Regions from separate parts of the Mus musculus genome. Here region 1 is linked to region 2. A link is a loop called in an ENCODE intact Hi-C map of the cell type or tissue named here. Cell type or tissue: gastrocnemius. All regions are shown on one strand. Each heading gives the region's core, and the rest is flanking DNA. Links, peaks and the distances in the headings are about the cores only.

Region 1 (9,668 bases), core at 1,102-9,101, 56 kb before region 2:
GGGAGCAGAGCAGAGCGGAGCGCCGCGCACCCCGCCGCGCCCCGGTGCACGTCCAGCTCTCCGCACATGCAGCGCAGCCTTTCGCCGTGAGTAGCGCCCGGGCCGCGGGATTCGACGGCAGCAGTGGCTGGGGTGGTCGGGCATTGCCTGTCTAGGATATAGCCGTTCTGTGGTTTGTGCGCTGGGACGGCACCCGGAGGCCAGTCTGCAGGCTACTACTACCTCGGGGTGCCTCCTAAGCTTGACACTCTGGTCCCAGAGACGGGATGGGGATTGACGGACAGAGGCCTGACATCTGGGCAGGAGAATGGAAACAACCATGCATCAAGTTTGGCCCCCTCAAAAGTCCCCAATAGGAGAGAAACAAGCCCAGCCTCTGTGGGCTCACACCTCCTCCTCCCCGCCTCAGCCCGGGAGGTTGCTTCCTGTGAAATGAACCTCCAGTGTGGCCTAACAGCTGCGGGCAGGTGGAGGGACACTCCCTGGTTCCCTGTCATCTAAAGGTAGCTGGGGGCAGCTCTTTTGGTTTCTGACACTAGTTCCCAACTAACTGGCTTGGCATCCTAGGGGAATTTTGTTGACTAAAAGTGGCTGGTACCTTGACTGCTTCAGAGTTGGGTTCAAAGCCCTCCCTGTCTCCACCTGCCCGCCGGTTAAGTTTTTGGCATCTAAAGTCATGGTATTGATAGACCAGTAGCTGTCTTTGGAGGCTTGACTGAAGTGTCAGGAATGGGTGGGTATCTGTTGCCCCGGGACAACAAACTACCTGCTGGAGGGAATAAACCAGCCAACCCTGACAGCTTCTCTAGAGCCTTCTATTCTGTTAGATGTGGGGGGCAAACAGTCCGGCTGCCCAAAGAAGCTGAACCTTTTATTAAAAGACTGAGTTTTTCTCATGTCAACTCAGGGAGGTGGCTGACCTTCTGAGCCCCAACATCCTTATCAGGGATCATCCAAAGGGGTTCTGTGATGCTAGAGTCTCCTCCCTTCTGCTGGCACTGCTGGCAGTTTCCCCAGACCTGAGTCTGAGGATTCTTCATGTGTGTGTGTATGTGCGCACGTGTTCCAAACCACTGCCTGTCCCTGCCAAACTTGGGCACCTTCTCCTTGGAACTGTTCTCCCAGAAGCCACTGGCTTTCCAGTCCTGAGCCATCCATGGAGGAGTTGTGTGGGTATCAAGAGAAGCCCTGGGAAGTTTGATGGCCTAGCTGTGCCATGGTGGAAAGGTCCCTTTCCCTCTCTGGACCTCAGATTTCTCCTTTTGTCTAACAAGTGACTTAGACCCGATCCCAGTGGGTTCAGACTTTTGTTTCAATGTTAAGTTTTTACCCCAAACCCCAGTCCACAGCAAGGATACCGTGGGATGGGAGTGCTCTGTATCACTTCCTCAGCCTGCTGACTTCTGAGGAAGAGAGTAAACTGGAAAGGTAACTGGGAGGTCCCTTTCTGTGGGGTCCCAGGAGGTCTATGTTACCTCCTAGAGTGTTGCTTGCCATTAAGGCCATGGGTAGGAAGGAGAATTCCCAGGGCCCCCTTGGGAGGATTGTTCACATCCAGATGGGTGTCATCTTTGCAAGGTAGCCTGAGTCTCGGGTCAAAAGGCATAGTCATGTGCCTTGCCTCTGATATGTGGTTTTCAGCTTCTCAAAATTGGTGGTTATAACTCTACCTTCGAGTTACTGCACTTGACTCTGAGAATTTATCAATTGAAATGAGAATTGCTCTTGTGGAGGTGTGATGGGAGGGTGATGAGCTGCCACGGGTGTTTCATTTCGTATGGAGTATCTGAGCTGTAGCCATGAGCAAGAAGCCTGGGCCCTAACTGGAAATTACCATCTTATATTACCTTATAGTACCTGCTTATGTTAGCTACTCCCTAGGGGACAGAGGTGAGAATATTACACCCTTTGCCTTAGTGAGGCTCCAAAAGCATTTCACATATGTCATCTTACTTATAAGAAAGATCTTTCTTAGGGTGTTGGAGAGATGACCCAGTGGTTAAGAGCACTGGCTGCTCTTCCAGAGGACCTGGGTTCAGTGTTCAGCACCAACATGGTGGCTCATGATCATCTGTAACTTCAGTTCAGAGGATCTGATGCCCTCTTCTGGCCTCTTTGGGCACCGCAGACATGTGGTGCATAGACAAACATGCAGGCAAAACAACCATACACCTACAGAGAAATAATTCTACAAAAACAGTCTAAAAAAGAAAGTAGATATTAGTTTACTCCATGCCTCTCACCCCAGGATCTCATATATCCAAGGCTGGCCTTGCACTCATTATGTAGACGAGGGTGACTTTGAACTTCTGGTCCCCCTGCCTCTACCTCTGGAGTGCTGAGATTATAGCTGTGAGCCACCATTCCTGGTTTATGGAGTGCTGAGGATCGAAGCCAAGGCTGCTTTGTGTCTGTTAGGCAAGCATTCTACAGACTGAGCTGAATCCCCAACACTGTTAATTCTCCATTTCGTTTTCTTCTTGGAGATAGGGTCTTACCCTATGGCCCACACTGGCCTGAAACTCAAGGCACACCTTGAGTGCTGGGATTACAGGTGTGTGCCAACCATACCCAGTGCATTTGGCACTGGGGATGGAAACTCGGGCTTTCTATAAAAGTAACTGATAGCTGAGATCTCTCCTCCACCCTGTGGATAAGTCTTCTCCAAATTGAACCAAACAGCATAAGATCTTTTTGTGGGACCTGGTTTCTTTTGTTCTTCGTGCTTCATGCTCCACCCTATTGTGTAGTGACTCCCTTGTTCTATTGATGGGCATTTGGTTGGTTTCAATTTTTAGTTGTTGCTAGGAGTTTAGTTGATGCTACATGGACCATTCTTGCTGCATGTGTTTCTCACAGTACGTTCACAGAGATGGTTCCACAGTATTCAGAGTGATGTTTCGAGGTGTGCACTGCCTGGCAGTGTCTAGGTGTTCTGGTTGCTCTACACACTTACCCCGCAGTATGGTTACTAGGGCTGTTTTCCATGGATGTTAGTTTGAAGCCCAGAAAAACTATCTTGTCCTCAGTTAAGGGCAATGTGGTCGTAAGTAACGGAACCGGGATTTGAATCCAAACCTGTGTGGCTGGATCTCTCTCTTTCTTCAAAATTTATTTTTATTATCTGTGTATGAGTGTTTTGCCTGTATGTATGTCTGCCACATTTGTGCCCGATGCTTGTGGAGGCCAGAAGAGGATGCCAGTTCCCCTGAAATGGCAATTTCAGATGGTTGTGAACCATCATGTGGATGCTGGGAATCAAACCCAGGTCCTTTGCAAGAGCAGTCAGCGTCCTTAACCACAGAGCCGTCTCTCCAGTCTCTTTCTTTTTGAGTCAGGCACAGATTATGAACCAGAATGAGAAAATTCTAACCTAATCCTAATAAGAGACTTTTTCTAGAGTTTAAAGAGGGGAAGAACAGGGTCGTGGAGTTTTACAGAGAAAGTGGCACTGGGGCGCCTAGACCCTAAGAGCATGGGGCAGCTGTCCACTGGGCTCCCATGGAAAGAGCCCTCCCCGAGGCGAGACATGGCGGGATGAACCAAGTGAACAGGAATGGTCCGCTGTGACTGTAGTGTATGATATGTGGAATAGGGACTCTATGACTGTAATGTATGATATGTGGAATGGGGAGTTGATCTGTGACTGAGTCCTCATGCCCTCCACGCTACCCCTGGCCATGTCTGGGGGAAACTGGGGGCTTCTCTGAATTCATCTCAGCCCCGATTGGCAAACGGAGCTGGCCTCTCACCAAAGGGAAGCTCATAGCTCTCCTGGGACCATGCTTCGTGTTCCTGCCAACAAAATTTGGGGTGGGGTGGGGTGGGTCTTTCTGCTTTTCTCTCTCTCTGTGGGGATTGGTGCCCTTCCCTGAGAGTTGATGAATGGTTTGTTTGGAATGAGTTTCAGGAGGCTGGCGGGGGATATTGAAAGTGAAGACAGGTTCAGCTTCTGATCCTGGTTGAGTCAACCTTGCTAAGGGGATGCTGAAACCTGTTCCCGAGAAGTGAGTGTGGATGTCTCCATGGCCATGGGAAGCAGAGACACAGTGGCCTGGGCTAGGACAGTAAAACCATCCTCCTCCTTACTTGTACAGTACCTTACATCTCCCCCTGCTCCAGTGGCTCCCATGCTGGTGTGTGAAGTAGATGCTAGGGATTATAGGGGTGTCTCCATTTACAGACGAGGATGAGAAAGAGTGCCAGCCTGCTGTGGGTTACAGGGATAATCCACATCAACCTAGTCTTGTGTCTAGGCTTGCTCATGTTAGTATCTGTGCACACTCAGGCCCTCCCTGAGTACACAGCGGGCATGAAGAAGGAGGATACATGAAGGGTCATGGGTGCCCACAGGCAGGTGACCCTGAAAGTGAGATCCGGGAGCTAGGCCAGCTCTGTCTAAGGGTCTCAAGGGTCTGTGTGCTTTGGCAGAAGAATTGAAGGAGTGGACATTTTGGTAATGGGGCTCTGGTTTGTGAGAAGGAGAAATGTATATATCCATTGACATCTGCAAGAGCCCCAGTCTCTTGATGTTGGTGAAACCTATCCTAGGTGACGGTCCCTCTAAACCTAGAGAGGAGAGTTTTTCAGGGTCACGGACTGAGTGTGGTTGGCATTTGATTGACAGGCAGAAGAGAGGCTGCCCATGCTAGCCAAAATAGGCTAAGGAGACCTTTACTAAGGATCCTTGAGTGACCCATGCATCAGCTGGCCTTATCTCTATAATGGGGCCCTGCCTGCAGGGTGCTGTCCTTTGGAAAGGAGATCACAGGGGGAGTTACAAGCCCCAGGGTGAGGATTCCCTGTGGCACAAACTGTCCCCTGTCTTCTGCTGAGTTGCCCCGCGCAGGCAGAGATAGCCGTGTTCCACAGATGAAGAAACAGGGTTCCTTTGCCAAGGGATGAGGTCACCGAGCTAGATGTGGGTAGCGCTGGAACCAGCACCCGAGGCTCCTGACTCCTGGTGCTCTTTTAATTTGTCACACCATCCCCACCCATATTCCCTAGGAGGTGATGAGTGAACATTACCAATCCGTTCAGACTCGCCATCGGGTGGCACTGCCCCCAAGGAAGCTGAGGTCATGATAATCCCTTGTCTTTCCTCAGCACCTAATCACTCACAAAACAGTTTGATGGCTTTGAAATTGGATTTTTTACAGTATTGGCCCCATTTTACAGATGGGAAAGCACAGTGTCTGGTAACTTAAATGGTTTACCCAAACAAAACTGGGCTTTCCGTGTTGGGCAAATAGTCTACCCCTGAATTGTATCACCATATATTGGCTGTAGGAATATTATTTTATATGTAGAGGTGTTTTGCTTGCATGGGTGTCTGCATATCACAGGTGCACAGTGCTAGGTGAAGCCAGAAGAGGGCATCAGATCCCCTGGAACTAGAGTTATATGTGATTGTGGCCCACTATGTAGGTGCTGGGAATGGAACCTGAGTCCTCTGGAAGAGCAGCAAGTGCTCATAACCACTGAGCCTTCGCCCCAGCCCAGCTCTTGATTTTTTGAGACAGGGGTTCACTGTTTTGTCCAGACTGGCCTTGAATCCTTGATCCCCCCCACCTCTCAGTTATGGGGTCATAGATTCCCAGCTGCAGACAGACGCCTCTTGTCCGAGTAAAGCTGAATTTAGTAAGAATAAATAGCTGAAGTTCCTGTGGTTCTGTTTCTCCGTGAACTTCTTCAGACAGATCTGAACAAGCAGGAAGGGCTCTTTTTCTATTTCAGAAATAGGAGACAGGTGTGGTGGTACATGCTTGTGATGTCAGCACTGGAGATGCTGAGGCAGGAGAATTACTACAAATTTGAGGCCAGCCAATGAACTGTAGACCAACAGAGGCTCATAGCAAGACCCCGTGTCCAAAAATAAAATAAAATAAAAATCAAATAATAGCTTTGGAGAGATGGCTTAGTTATTAAGAGCTCTCTCCCTTCCAGAAGACCTGAGTTGAGTTCCCAGAACACATATGAAGTGGTTCACAACTGGCTGTAACTCCAGCTTATGGGCATCTGACATCCTCTTTTGGCCTGCACTTGTGTGCTCATAAACCAAAACATACATATAGATATTAATAAAATAAAACTTAAGAGAGGAATAAAACCTATATGTCTTAGAGTTACTATTGTTGTGATAAAACACCATGACCAAAGAAACTTGGAAAGGAAAGGGTTTAGCCGGCTTACACTTCCACATCTGTTCATCATTGAAGGAAGTTAAGACAAGACTCAAACAGGGCAGGATCCTGAAGACAGCAGCTGATGCAGAGGCTATGGAGGGGAGCTACTTATTGGCTTGCTCAGCCTGCTTTCTTTTCTTTTTTTTTTTTTTTTTTGTAAAGATTTATTTATTATATGTAAGTACACTGTAGCTGTCTTCAGACACTCCAGAAGAGGGAGTCAGATCTCATTACGGATGGTTGTGAGCCACCATGTGGTTGCTGGGATTTGAACTCTGGACCTTCGGAAGAGCAGTCGGGTGCTCTTACCCACTGAGCCATCTCACCAGCCCTCAGCCTGCTTTCTTGTAGAACCCAGGATCACCAGCCCAGGGATGCCACCACCTGCAATGGGCTCGACCCTCCACCATCAATCACGAACTAGAAAAATGCCTTAAAGCCAGATCTTATGGAGGCATTTTCTCAATTGAGGTTCCCTCTTTTCTGATGTCTTGCGCTCCTGTGAAGTTGCAAACTAGCCAGGACGTTATACATCAGTGGTTCTCAACCTTCCCAATGCTACCACCCTTTAATACAGTTCCTCATGTTATGGTGACTCCCAACCATAAAATTATTTCATTGTTCATTTATTTTTGCTACTGTTATGAATCATAATGTAAATGTGTAGTATGTAGTATATCTGATATGTGACACCCCCCGCCCAAGGGGTCAGGACCCACAGGTGAGAACCCCTGGTATGCGGCCTCAGCACAGGTGAGAAGCTCACACGGACCTGTTCCTAAGGAATCAAGCTGTGGGCAACTGAAACCGTCTTGCCCTTTGCAGTTGGTTGCTTTCCAAACTCAGACTCTTAGGCTTGTGCTCGGCCATCCTAAGCTTCGGTTTCTTTCCATTTCAGGATTGTATGGTCCAGGCCTCGATGAGGAGCCCAAATATGGAGACGTTCAAACAGCAGAAGGTGGAGGACTTTTATGATATTGGAGAGGAGCTGGGCAGGTAAGAGGTTTCGTGAGAGGAGGAGGGGTGTGCATGGACAGACACACTCTTCTCTGGGTCGGTTGCTGTTGTAAAGCTGGACTTGTCACAGGGCTGTCGGGAGGCTTGCAAAACAGGCCCGAGGTTTATTCATCCTCATGGGTGACTCTGCAGATCATGTGTCTCATGACAGCAGAGGTGTGCAGCTTGAGGCTGCGATTTCTATATACTCTAACTGCCCACTCAGGGGAGTCTTCATGTATCCATCATTACCCCCACCCAAAAGCCCCTCTCCAGGCTGCCTGGACATCTGACCCATCGGTTTTGTTCTCCGTGTCCCATTGGGATTCCCCATGGTTTCCCAGGATTTTCTTTTGAAAGCTGGAGTCTGAATGGGAGGTGAAGTAATCCTTCCGAAAAGGGATTTGTATTGAGTAACAGCCACACCAGCCTCGTCAGGGAGTTTCTGGGATCTGAGTTGTTTCCTCAGAGTAGGGCTGTACTAACCCTCTCATCACCTCAAAGTCACTACTTTGTACAGGGAGAGACTGGATTTTCTGAGGCTTCCCTCTGGACTTCCATTTTTAAGAATGGCTGACTTTTTAGATGGTATTTTCGCGGTTACAAAACACCAGTCCTGAAGTTCTGATCTCAAAAGCATGTGGGGGATGGAAGTGACTTTCACTCTGGTCTCACGGGTGGGAGACGGCAGGGTAGGGCTTAAGGGAGTTTCTCAAAGTTGCTGAGGGCAGCAAGCCACAAAGCCAAGGTTCCAACCTGTCAGGTCGGTCCCTGCACACCTGTCCTGCGTTCTCGTGTGAGCAAGGTTCTTGCACGCTCACATGTTTCTCGGGGCAACACCATCTCAGCCCTTCGCACTCAGAACAGAGCAAAACCACGGGCTGTTTAGGGTGCCTATCAAACTGGACAGGTAAAGCAGGAAGCTTCTTGCTTTCTTTAGAACTGTTGACTGTTGAATTAGCACTAATTCTTATATCCTTTGTTTTAAAGGCAAACAAAGTAGGGCCAGAGAGCCTTATTCCAAGATGAGAGGCAACAGGGGCATGGGTTAGGGAGTAACCCCTCCCCAGGCCGGTTGGGTGGGGAGCGAATATCTGCAGACTTCAAGGCTCCTCAGCCTTCTGTTGCTAATCTTGGGCCTAGAAAAGGGGTGTGAGAGGGATAGAAGGTGGAGGCTTTGGGGTGCTCTTCTGGAGCCTGCCTCTGAATGAAAAATCAGGGTGACTTTGCTGCAGGCCTTTCTGCCCCGCCCCCCGCCCCCCCCCCCCCCCCAGCACAGGAAACTGGCCTCTCTTGGCAAGGAACTGCCCAGGGTGTCTGAGTTGGTGTTCTTGCCGTTGCCTGTGTTCTGTGCTAGGGGTACAATGATGTGCAAGGGACTATGCATATGTCCCCCCTGGAACTCCAGCCTGAGAGAGGCTTGCTTGACAACGAGGCCAGAGTGGGGCTGGACTGATGTCTGAGGGGCAGAGAAACTGAGAAGTTGGCTGGTCAAGGGCCCTGGAGAAGGATCCAGAATTCCTGGGGAATTCTTGTGTCACCTTCTCCTTGCCTTGCCTCTCCACCACTTTGGACATGAGCTATTAGATCTGGGAGACAATTGAGTTTGCAGGCTGCAGGGGCTGGGTCTCTCCATCTCCAAAGGTTGATGGAGTCGACAGAGACTGGGACTTGTGGAGTGGTCAGACATGCTAGGACTTGGCTACAGGTCTGTGAGCCATTAAGAATCCTTCCTTCCAGGATCCTTATTTGACAGATGTAACTGAGGTTCAAGTAGAGAAGGGTCCTGCAGGGGGCTATAGAATGGACTGGAATTAGAGCTACTTTGAGGATACCACACAGTGTTTTGGTAGGGTAGGAGGTGCTGGGGGGCCCAGCGCAGGATTCTGATGTGTGCTGTGCGACTGAGTGCTCTAGCCACTGAGTGAAGCTCTTAGCCTACAACCAAATCAACTTGCAAAAAGTGATCCGTTTCATTTTACATATTGAGGACCTACTGTGTGCCAGGCATGACTGAAAGCAGTACTAAGTAAAACATGTGTCCTGTCTTCTTGTAGTCTTTGGTTTATTGATGCAGAGAGGCACCAAAAAGAGGATTTACAGAGGATGAGTCATGGTCAGGTCAGATACGAAGGGAGAGCACAGGGTGCTTTGAAGGAGAAGAACGGGAGATACATTTAAAATGGGCTGGTGAGAGAGACTGCTCTGAACTCTGGCCTCCGTGCCGAGTGTGGCTGTACACACTTCTGCTCCAGCCTGCTCATGATGCTGGAGGTTGTCTGCTGTTTCTAGAGTGTTTAGAGAGATGCTGGTTTGGCCTTCCTAACTCCCAGTGGGGAAGAACAGGGAAAACTGACTGGAGCCAGGCTCATAAAGAGAATCCCATTTAACCCATTGTCTTGTATGAAGCTCAGACTGGTGGCTTATCCAAGGTCACAAAGTATGTGAGGGTAGGGGCTGGTGATCAAGTTTGGGGTCCTATCCTTG
Region 2 (9,668 bases), core at 1,065-9,064:
GCAGTGCTGGCTGAGGGGAAGCAGGAGGGGGAACCCTCTGTCGGGGTGATGTTCTTAAGATTCAGTCATCTCTCTCTGCCCCTGCTCCACCTGATAAACTGGTGGCTTTGGGGCACTCACTTCATGGATGCCTGAGAGCTGGTTGAGAAGGGGAATGAGTTAGACCCACTGTTCATAGGATGCACAAAACTTCAGCACCTGGGCCCTGGGAGTTGATAGAACAGGTCTGGCTGATCGTGGCTTAGGCGAGAGGAGGGAGTATGTGGGCAGTGGGAGCACTTACCCTTGCTGCAGGCGTGGCTTAAGGGTTGAGTTGTCTTTTGAGAATTTAACATCAACAATAAAATTTAGTTAAAAAAAAATAATCACCCTGCCTTTTATCATCTCTGCATGCTGGCAGTGTTAGACAAATCAGGTCAGAGACTAGCTCAGCAGTAGGGTGCTTGCTTAGCATGAGTGAGGCCCTGGATTTGATCCTCAGTACTGCAAACCAAACCTTCCCTCTGTGGTGGGCCCTCTCCCCACTGCTTGGCACCCCTTAGCAGGCTTAGTTACCTTGAGAACCCTGAAGCTGGAGTCGAGAGACAAGGACTTGTGTTTATACCGCTTTACCCAACTGCCAAGTTGCTTACCTTTTTTAATCCTTAGTATTCTTTAGGACATACATTTAGTTATTGATGTACTCTGTGTGTGTGTGTGTGTGTGTGTGTGTGTGTGTGTGCGTGCGTGTGTGTGTGCGTGCATGCTACTGCACAACACATGTGGAGAGACAACCTGCAGGAATTGGTTCTTTCTTTCCATTATTTGGATCTCAGGGATCAAGTGCAGCCAATGAGGCTTGGTGACAAGTGAGGGACAAATAAGGACATGGCCTCTCTAGGATATAGCTGAGAAGGTTTATTGTAGGTATGAGGGAGAGCACAGCCAGAGGCATCTTGGAGGTCCCAGGCTGAACCCAGTCATGAGAGGTGGGGCAGGGAGAGGGAGAAAAGAGAGGAGGGGGAACAAGCAGAGCTTCTGGGAACCAGGAGACTCAGAGAGTGCATAACCAGAATGGCTGGTAATATAGGGGTCAGAGGCTGGAGGAAGGGAGCCAGAGCCAGCCCTTGGGAGGGAGAGGCTTAGGATGGGAGAAAGATGAGGGGTGATGGGAGAAGCCACAGGTACTGAGTGAGATGTGTATGTGTGTGTAGTGTCTGTGTGTGTGGTGTGTGTGTCTGTGTGTGTGTCTTTGAGAACTAACAGCCAGCACCTTTACTCATTGAGCCACCTCTTCGACCCCCCCCCCGTTTTTATTTATTCTTACTGTGTGTATATGAGAAGTGTGATGGACATGTGTGTCAGAGGACACACTGTTGAGTCAGTTCTCTTCTTCCACATATCTTTGGGTTCTAAGGTTCCAGGGATCTAATTACAAATCATAAAGTCTGCATGGGCAGTATTTTATTCTTTGAACCATCTTTCCAGCTCCCCCAATATTCTGGTCTAGAAAATGGAACCAAGATTGTGTCTTCAAGTATTTTTTTTAAAAAAAGAATAATATTCAATAAGATAATAATAAATAAGTAATAATTAAATTATACTTATATATTTTAAGTATACTTATATACCTATAATTATAAAAGCCTACAATAGAAATTAGCCTTTATAGAGAGCAGCTGCACATGTAACAGTACCCACATAACTTTATGAATCTATCTCATGGTATGATATTTGGGTCATCTGGGATTATTCTCTCTTGGCAGTGCAGAGTCTGAGAGGGTTGAGTCAGGCTTTTTCATGTGGTGTTGGGTATTGGGTTGGGACATTACCAAACCTTGAGATGCCATCTAAAAATATACTCCTTTTAATGGGGCTCCTAGGCAGATAACAGGGAGCCCTTGTGAGGTGCAACCAGGTCCAGCCAAGTTCTATAGCTAGGCCTATCTGTTGGTGACCTGCCCTGCCCTACCCTAACAGGTGTGGAGTGTTTGGGGAGCTGAGCCCTCTGCCTGAGAAGAGGGTAGGCTGAGCAAGGATGGCAGCTTCTATGTCTTGTGAATTTACTGTCCCTTGCTAAACCCTGCTACATGGCTGGTACCAGCTTCAGGCACTAAGTTCCCACCTGCCAACACCTTGTTCCTTCTCATCTGGATAGTCAAGTCCTGTTACAGATATTATGACTTCCCAAATAATCCTCCAAGTTGGGTGAAGCAGCTTTCTCTCTCTCTCTCTCTCTCTCTCTCTCTCTCTCTCTCTCTCTCTCTCTCACACACACACACCCACGCTTGCGCGCACGCGGACACCGCCTTGAAAAGGGAGGAAACCGGGGACAAGGGGGTTAAATAGGATACTTGAGGCTCTGACTTTGGGAGCTGAGCCTTCTGCCTGGGAAGAGGTGTTCCTGCCACAGTTGTGTGAGAGTGTGTTGGCAGGACACGGACGACAGTTTGTAACTGATCACTCAGCCCTGTTGATCAGGGCTCCCAACACCAGCTCGGAGACAGGACTTTGGAGAATGAAGGGGAAGCTTTCGATTATGTTCACTTTTGACTCAGGCTCTTTGGAGTCTTCTGACAGAGTGTTAGCAGGTCTCTGAGCTGGTGTGGCTGGCTCCCTCTAACACAATCCAAGATTGGATAGGCTCTACTCTCTCCCTGCATTTTACACTGAGTGGCTCTGTCCTAACTTAGAGGAGCCCTTGCTATTTGCCCTTCACCCCCATATCCTAACTTGGTTTCTTTCTTTTTTAAAAAGATGTATTTATTTATTTATTTATTTATTTATTTATTTATTTATGTGTACACTGTAGATGTCTTCAGACACTCCAGAAGAGGGCATCAGATTTCGTTACGGGTGGTTGTGAGCCACCATGTGGTTGCTAGGATTTGAACTCAGGACCTTTGGAAGAGCAGTTGGTGCTCTTAACCACTGAGCCATCTCACTAGCCCCCTAACTTGGTTTCGTGTGTACTGTGAGGACCTCAGCTTCTGGCTGTAGAGCCTTCGTGGGGCAAAGACCTGTAGCTGTTTTCACCTACTCTTGAGTTTACAGGTGCCCTCTGATGGGTATAGTAAGATTATCTCTGATTCTGCTTTTATGCATGTGCAGTGACCATGGAATAGCCCACTATGCATGTGAACTGCCAAAGCCTAGAGTGATTTCCTCTCCTGTCTCTTCTACACACACACACACACACACACACACACACACACACACCCCACAAACACAGAGGGTTGTGGGTTTTTTTTGTTTGTTTGTTTTTTTGTTTTTTAAGAATTTCAATGGCTAGGGGATGTAGCTCAGTGGCAGAGTGCATACTTTGCATGTATGAGTTACCTGGGTGAAAACTCCAGTATCTCCACTCTTTACCCAGGTGGGGGTGGCCTATGCCTTTTTTCCCCAGCACTGGGGAGACAAAGGCAGGTGGATCTCTGAGTTTGAGTCCAACCTGGTCTACAGAGTGAGATCTAGGACAGCCAGGACTATTACACCAAGAAACCCGCCATGTCTCAAAAAAAGGGAAAAAAAATCACTGAAGTATTTACATCATTTCTCACCTCTCTAACTCCTCCCATTCCCCTCCCCCACACTGTTCATCAATATATTGACCAAAGTTTGCATAAAGCCAGAAAATATGAGCCAGGTGTGGTGATGTATGAGAGGCAGATGGCTCTTTTTGAGTTTGAGGCCAGCCTGGTCTACAGAGTGAGATCCAGGACAGCCAGAGCTACACAGAGAAACCCTGTCTCAACAAACCAAGCCAAAACCAAACCAAAACAAAACAAGGCCAGCAGCTTGACTGCTGATACCTATAAAGGCAGTAGAAGCAGGCTCTTTCACAGGGGATCCTAAAAAACCTATGCCTCTGTTTTGATAGTAGGTTACTATCACAGCAGTTAAAGGAGAGCCGTTCTAAGTCATGGTTCCCAGCCCAGCTATCTAAGAGAGCCACCAAGGGGCTGAGCACAGGGGTGTCTGTATTCGGGAAGCTAGGGTACAGGGATCATGAGTTTACAACCTGCCTGAGCCATCTAGTCAGGCTCTATATCAAAAAACAAAACCAGAATAAGATAAAAAAGTTAAGTATCTTCATCTCCAGGTCATAGACCAGACCTAACTCAGATTCTCTGGACTTGAAATCTAGACCTCCTTCATTTTAAAATTCCCCAGGGGCCTCTAGAATGCTGCCAAGGTTGAGCCCCACTGCTCTTCAATTGAAAGAGTCAACTAATTGTTTAGAGTATTCCCACATCTGGGTGTACACTGGCATCAGGGGGAAGGGCGCTTTTAAAATTACACTGATTCCCTGGCCCTGCATTCCAGACCATCTGAAGCAGTGACTTCCAGCCCTAGGTATCTCTTAGTCAGCCCTCATCTATGCCAGCTGTTCCTACGGACGGTGAGCCAAGGGTACAAATGTTTCCTTTACAACTGTCTACCAGTGAATCATGACTTGCATTTCATAGGTCAGGAAAAGGATGTTCAGAGCAGGTAGTGGCCTGACCCGCATGACCAGGCAAAGAAGTCCCTGAAACAGGTCTGTCTAACCTTGAAACCTTTCCCAGTTTTCCAGACCCCAGTCATTGCATCCTGGGCCGAGTGGAAAGTTTTCTCTGCTCTTCCCCCAAACAGCTAAAGGCAAGGAAGGGGAAGGTAGCCTGAGACTGCGGCTCGCCTTCCGGCTGCTCCCAGAGCCTGAGCTGAGGCCCCTTCAGGAGAGACGAAAGGCCCCAAGATGACCCCGGTTGCCTGGTGTTTAGCTTGGTCCTAGTCTGCTACTTTTGAAATGCTTATTTTTGGAGGGAGAGAGAGTAAGCCTGCCTTACTCACTTCTCATTTGCACCCTCTTCTCCTGGAGAAACCAAGAGGCAAAAGCAAACACTCACTTTTTGAGAACTTAAGGGATTTTTCAGCCACGTGGCAGAAAAATGTCTCCATTCCCCTCATAAGACCAAGGAGATGTGATGTCAAGGTGACCGGATACTTTTAGCTTTGCTTTGTGACTTTGTGTTCCCAGGTCTTTGTATAGTGTGACTTGAACCTGGGCACTGGGGGATTTGGGTGTCAAACCTGCTCCTGTGCCACCACCTTCATGTATACAACGTAAAGGCCTTGAGGTTTCACTTTCTCCATCTATCTACTTATTGAGGATTGTGGGGGGACAGTTTGTGGAACCCAGAAATGCCAGGCCTGCCAGCAGCCCTTGAGGTACCAGAAGGAAAGGAATATTTGGCCCTGATGCTAAGACTCAGGCCACCTGGGACCAAAAGCTTTGTCAAGTGTTTGCTGGCACCTGTTCAGGGACCTTATGTCCCCAACACTTAGAGTGGCTCCAAGTGGCCATCTGTGTTAGAGATCGCATTGAATGTGCTCACTCTGGCCTTCCTCCACCTGTGTCAGCCCCCAGTGTGTGGACAGCTCAGAGCCAATACTTAGAGCCCGGATAGCTGAAACTTTAGAGTTAGTGGTAATATAAATTTGACCCCAAGCCTAGCTCCTAGGGACCTCCCCCCTTGGGGGTGGGAGCTCCCTCTGCACCTGTTGCCTCTGCCTTTGTCCCCTGTTATTTACCAGCCAGCACAGGGTACATGCTCGGACGGTGTTGAGTGAAGGACAAAGGTGGAGGGATGAATGACTTTGTTTTTGGCGACATCTCTCAAGTGCCTGCTATGACAGGCTGTTTAGCTGTCAGCTATCTGCTTGCTTGCTCGCTCGGCTTCATTTCATTTGTGTCAGCCAGTTCATTTAGAAGATCGTCTCTTTAAAGAACGTTCTAAAAATAGGATGCTTTAAATGCAATGCCATTTTCCAAGGTTGGGACAAATGCCCAGAGTTTCTCACAAGTGTAACTTTTACACCAGATCCACTAAGAAAGTGCATTGGGGCTCTTGATCCACCGGGCCCCTTATTAAGCCATTATCAGATTAATAAATCTTTCTGAGCTACTCGGGCATTTGGGGGATGGTGGAACAATATGGGACAAAATGGAGGCTGAGAGGGAGGACCTCAGAGTTAGGTAAGGAGGGGACACTAGCAGTCACTAGGGATTTATGTCTGTCCCAGTTCACAGCCTGAGTTGAGATGGAGAGGTATAGGCTGCACTCAGCACACTTAGGGAAGCTGGCTCAGGGCTGCTTGGATCACCATTTCATGGCCCTTGTCTCAAAGAGCTTGAGCCGGTCATGTCTCCGGTAACAACCTGAGAAACTGTGTGGGCAGCTGGCTTTGATGTCCAGTTCTGTTGTTAATTCAAGTTATGAGTCACTTCACCTCTCTTTATGCCCTAGTTTGCAAATTTTACAACTCCCTGTTCACACTATGATGATAATGATAATTAACCTTGCCAAGTGGCCTTTACCCCACCCCCATCCCAATCAGGAGCCTCACCAGATCAGCCTGTTTTTATGGATGTTGTGACTTTAACTGGTACTATAGACCTGGGTTCTAGATGAGTCTTCACAAGGACAAGGCCATGTCAACCTACCAAGTTAACACTTCCCAGGGCTTTGTATGCTGGGAACAACAACATTAACATCCTTCTTAGTAAAATGTGAAGATCCCTTAGGAGTAGAAGGGAATTCAGTCCCTGCTCTACCTGAGGCACTCACTGTTAGCCCGGCAGGGCCACTGGCCGGTGGGTGACACACCTTTCTGTCTTGGTAAAGTAACCTGCTGATTGTCTTGGTAGCTGGACACGAGGGCCACTTTTCCAGTGTCTACACCTTACTTCTCTGTGTCTGCGTCCCCGCAGTGGCCAGTTTGCCATCGTGAAGAAGTGCCGGGAGAAGAGCACGGGGCTGGAGTATGCAGCCAAGTTCATTAAGAAGAGGCAGAGCCGGGCCAGCCGTCGGGGCGTGTGCCGGGAGGAAATCGAGCGGGAGGTGAGCATCCTGCGGCAGGTGCTGCACCCCAACATCATCACGCTGCACGACGTCTATGAGAACCGCACCGACGTGGTGCTCATCCTTGAGCTGTGAGTGGGGTGCCGGGACCCATGACGTGGGGGAACGGGGTGTAGGGCGCCGGGACCCATGATGTGGGGAAGCGGGGTGTAGGGCGCCAGGACTCATGACACGGGGAAGCGGGGTGTAGGGTCCTGGGACCCATGAAGTCGGGAAGCAGGGTGGGCAACCAGACCGAAGCTCAGCCCAGAGAAGATGCAGTCAGCTATATATGGTTTCCTTTTGCCTCCCTTATCCTCAGCCTATGTCTGAAATGAAGCCGATGGAGGGCGTGAGCGTGCTAAGTAGCAAGGGTAACAAATAATGACCTAACTCTTGCTTTCATTAGATTTTGGAGATCAAAGAGAAGAAACCACTGGACCATCTCACCGGTCCATTTAAAGAGCCTAGCTATACTCCTGCATTTGCAAGGTGCCATGTTTGTCATCTTGCTCTGCCCTGCTTAAAACAGTCTCACTAACTCAGAGAGGTATCTATGTTCACTCTGTTCACCTTACTTCACCCTCATAAGGATATAGTCATGGAGACTCTTAGCATACCCATTTTAGAGATGAGAACACCAAGAAGGTCAACATCCCATAGCTGGGAAATACAAAGGCTAAGGTGCAGCCTTGGGATGGCTGAGAAGGACTTCACAGTGGCTGGTGGAATTTAGTGACACCAAGACTCCAGATGTCCCTGAGCTAGTGAAGCCTGGTCGGTAGTAGGGTCTGATCAGGCTGTGGCACAAGTCACCATAGCCTCATCCAGCCTGCTAATCAGCAAGAGCCCAGGACAAGAGTGCTCTGAGCCTCATAGCATCTAGTAAACACCTGCCAATCCACAGAGGAGTGGGGTGTTTGTCTCAATATTTCTTGATTTTGTGACTGTGAGCAAGTCACCTGAGAACCAGGAAGTGTCCTTTACCTGCCTCCAGATTGAATGGACAACCTGATGTTTGAGACTTACCTATACCTTGGAAGATGTAACTAGTTAATTGAGAGAATTTACATCCTCTTGAATTTGATTCTAGCATTATCAACCTCTGTGTTTAACTGCATAGAATTGCCAATAATCACCTCTTCTCTAGGGCCCGATGTCCTCTCGTTTCATCTATGGACCCCTTTGCAAAATGAACTAGCTACTGCCTGTGTCTCCCTGACCAAGACAGGAGTCTGATGAAGGCCTTCCTCTTCTTCCCCAGAGATGATAAGTCATGTGTACACTCCACATGGCATGCTCTAAGGCTAGGGATCACTGGTTAGCATCCTGATTCCCAGCAGACAGTGACAAGTCCATCTTCCTGGGAAGTCCAGAGTCACTTCTTTAAATGTCTATTATCATCCCCCGCCCCCCACCAAAAAAAAAAAAAAAACCATAAAAACAAACGCAAACAAAAAACCAAAACCCCACAGGAATTAGGAAAGGCATCTGTAACCCTCCAGCCCAAATAGTTACTTGTGATTCTCTGTGGTTCCTCTCAATCCTTATCACTTTGTATATAATTTTACAATTTCCTGTTCCAGTTTTTTTCTCCAACTAACAAAATTCCATATATAGCTGCTTTTCCATTTAAATAACTATATCATGTTTCATTAAATTACACATCAGTGCTTCTCTATTGCTGGACATTTGCTTACAATTTTCCAGCTTTTATCCTTTCCAAACTTTACTGATAGAACTCTTTCTTCCCAATGGTCTGCCTCTTTTCTTTTGAATTAGTTATTTCAGCTGACTCTCCAGGAGTGGAGGATTAAGTTAAAGGTGGGCAGTTTTAGGTTCTTGGTGACTTTACTTCCAAAGGATGCTGGGACAGGACAGTGTTTCTATTTGACTTCAGCCTTGGCATCCGTGGAACATCTGTTTTAAAACACATGTCTTGCTGGGCAGTGGTGGTGCACACCTTTGATCCCAGCACTTGGGAGGCAGAGGCAGGCGGATTTCTGAGTTCGAGGCCAGCCTGGTCTACAGAGTGAGTTCCAGGACAGCCAGGGCTACACAGAGAAACCCTGTCTCAAAAGAAAAAAAAAAGTAGCTTTCTTTATTCATCTTTATAGTTACAAATCAGTATCTTGTCATTTTAATTGGCGTGCGTTTGTTTGTTTGTTTGTTTGTTTGTTTTTTGGGGGGGGGGAGTTCAAGACAGGGTTTCTCTGTGTAGCCCTGGCTGTCCTGGAACTCACTCTGTAGACCAGGCTGGCCTCGAACTCAGAAATCTGCCTGCCTCTGCCTGCTAATTGGTGTTTCTTTAACTTCTGGGAAAATGATCCATTCCCACATGTTTGTGGGAACCCAGCGTTTGGGGAACGATGTGCTTCTGCTCTGTCTCCAGCTCTCCCAGTAGGGCTCATGACCAGCCTGAACTTACATACTGTCATATATTATATGACATTATATACTGTGAGTGCAGGTGCACCGTGGGTAATAGCAGTCCCCACACAGGTGTTCCCAGGACTTGCTATGTTTAGCTGTCCACAGTTTCTGTCTCCTTTACTTCCAGGTTGCCAAATTGTGCTTGGCATGTCTGGCAGAGGAACACTAAGGGTTTATGAAATTAGAAAAGAGCCACGCTTTTGGTTTGTAAAGACCACGCTCAGACCATGCTTGCTGGGCTCTAAGGAGGACTTTCCAGAGGAGGAGGACTTCCCAGAGGAGGAGGACTTCCAATAGGAGAAGGACCTCCTGGGGAGGGGTTCCTAAGGGAGCAATTCAGAAGTTTTTTCTTGGACTTGGTGACTCTTGTTG

What was found. Hi-C counts contacts between places; a loop is a spot of excess contacts. Peaks named below come from ENCODE experiments on the same cell type or tissue, not always from the same donor. Only the 100,000 strongest peaks of a DNase experiment are listed, where the experiment ranks them.
Region 1: it touches region 2 in a loop (5-fold over the local background); 6 of 42 quality-filtered maps call a loop at or near these places.

What each region holds. Positions count from the first base shown.
Region 1 is chr9:66,158,255-66,167,922 of GRCm38, forward strand. It overlaps Dapk2 (death-associated protein kinase 2), which reads left to right. Exons shown (of 12, transcript NM_010019.3): 1 at 1-86; 2 at 7,084-7,181. The coding sequence starts at 7,090. Among named protein-coding and RNA genes, the nearest start is that of Dapk2, 4.9 kb to the left of the region's middle. In gastrocnemius, for the core only: CTCF peaks have their summits at 2,112 (motif pointing left) and 5,051; no DNase peak of the experiment used is centred there; H3K4me3 peaks cover 855 bases; H3K27ac peaks cover 2,375 bases.
Region 2 is chr9:66,213,801-66,223,468 of GRCm38, forward strand. It overlaps Dapk2 (death-associated protein kinase 2), which reads left to right. Exons shown (of 12, transcript NM_010019.3): 3 at 6,734-6,955. Among named protein-coding and RNA genes, the nearest start is that of Dapk2, 60 kb to the left of the region's middle. In gastrocnemius, for the core only: no CTCF peak of the experiment used is centred there; DNase peaks (open chromatin) are centred at 5,303 and 6,859; H3K4me3 peaks cover 350 bases; H3K27ac peaks cover 5,570 bases.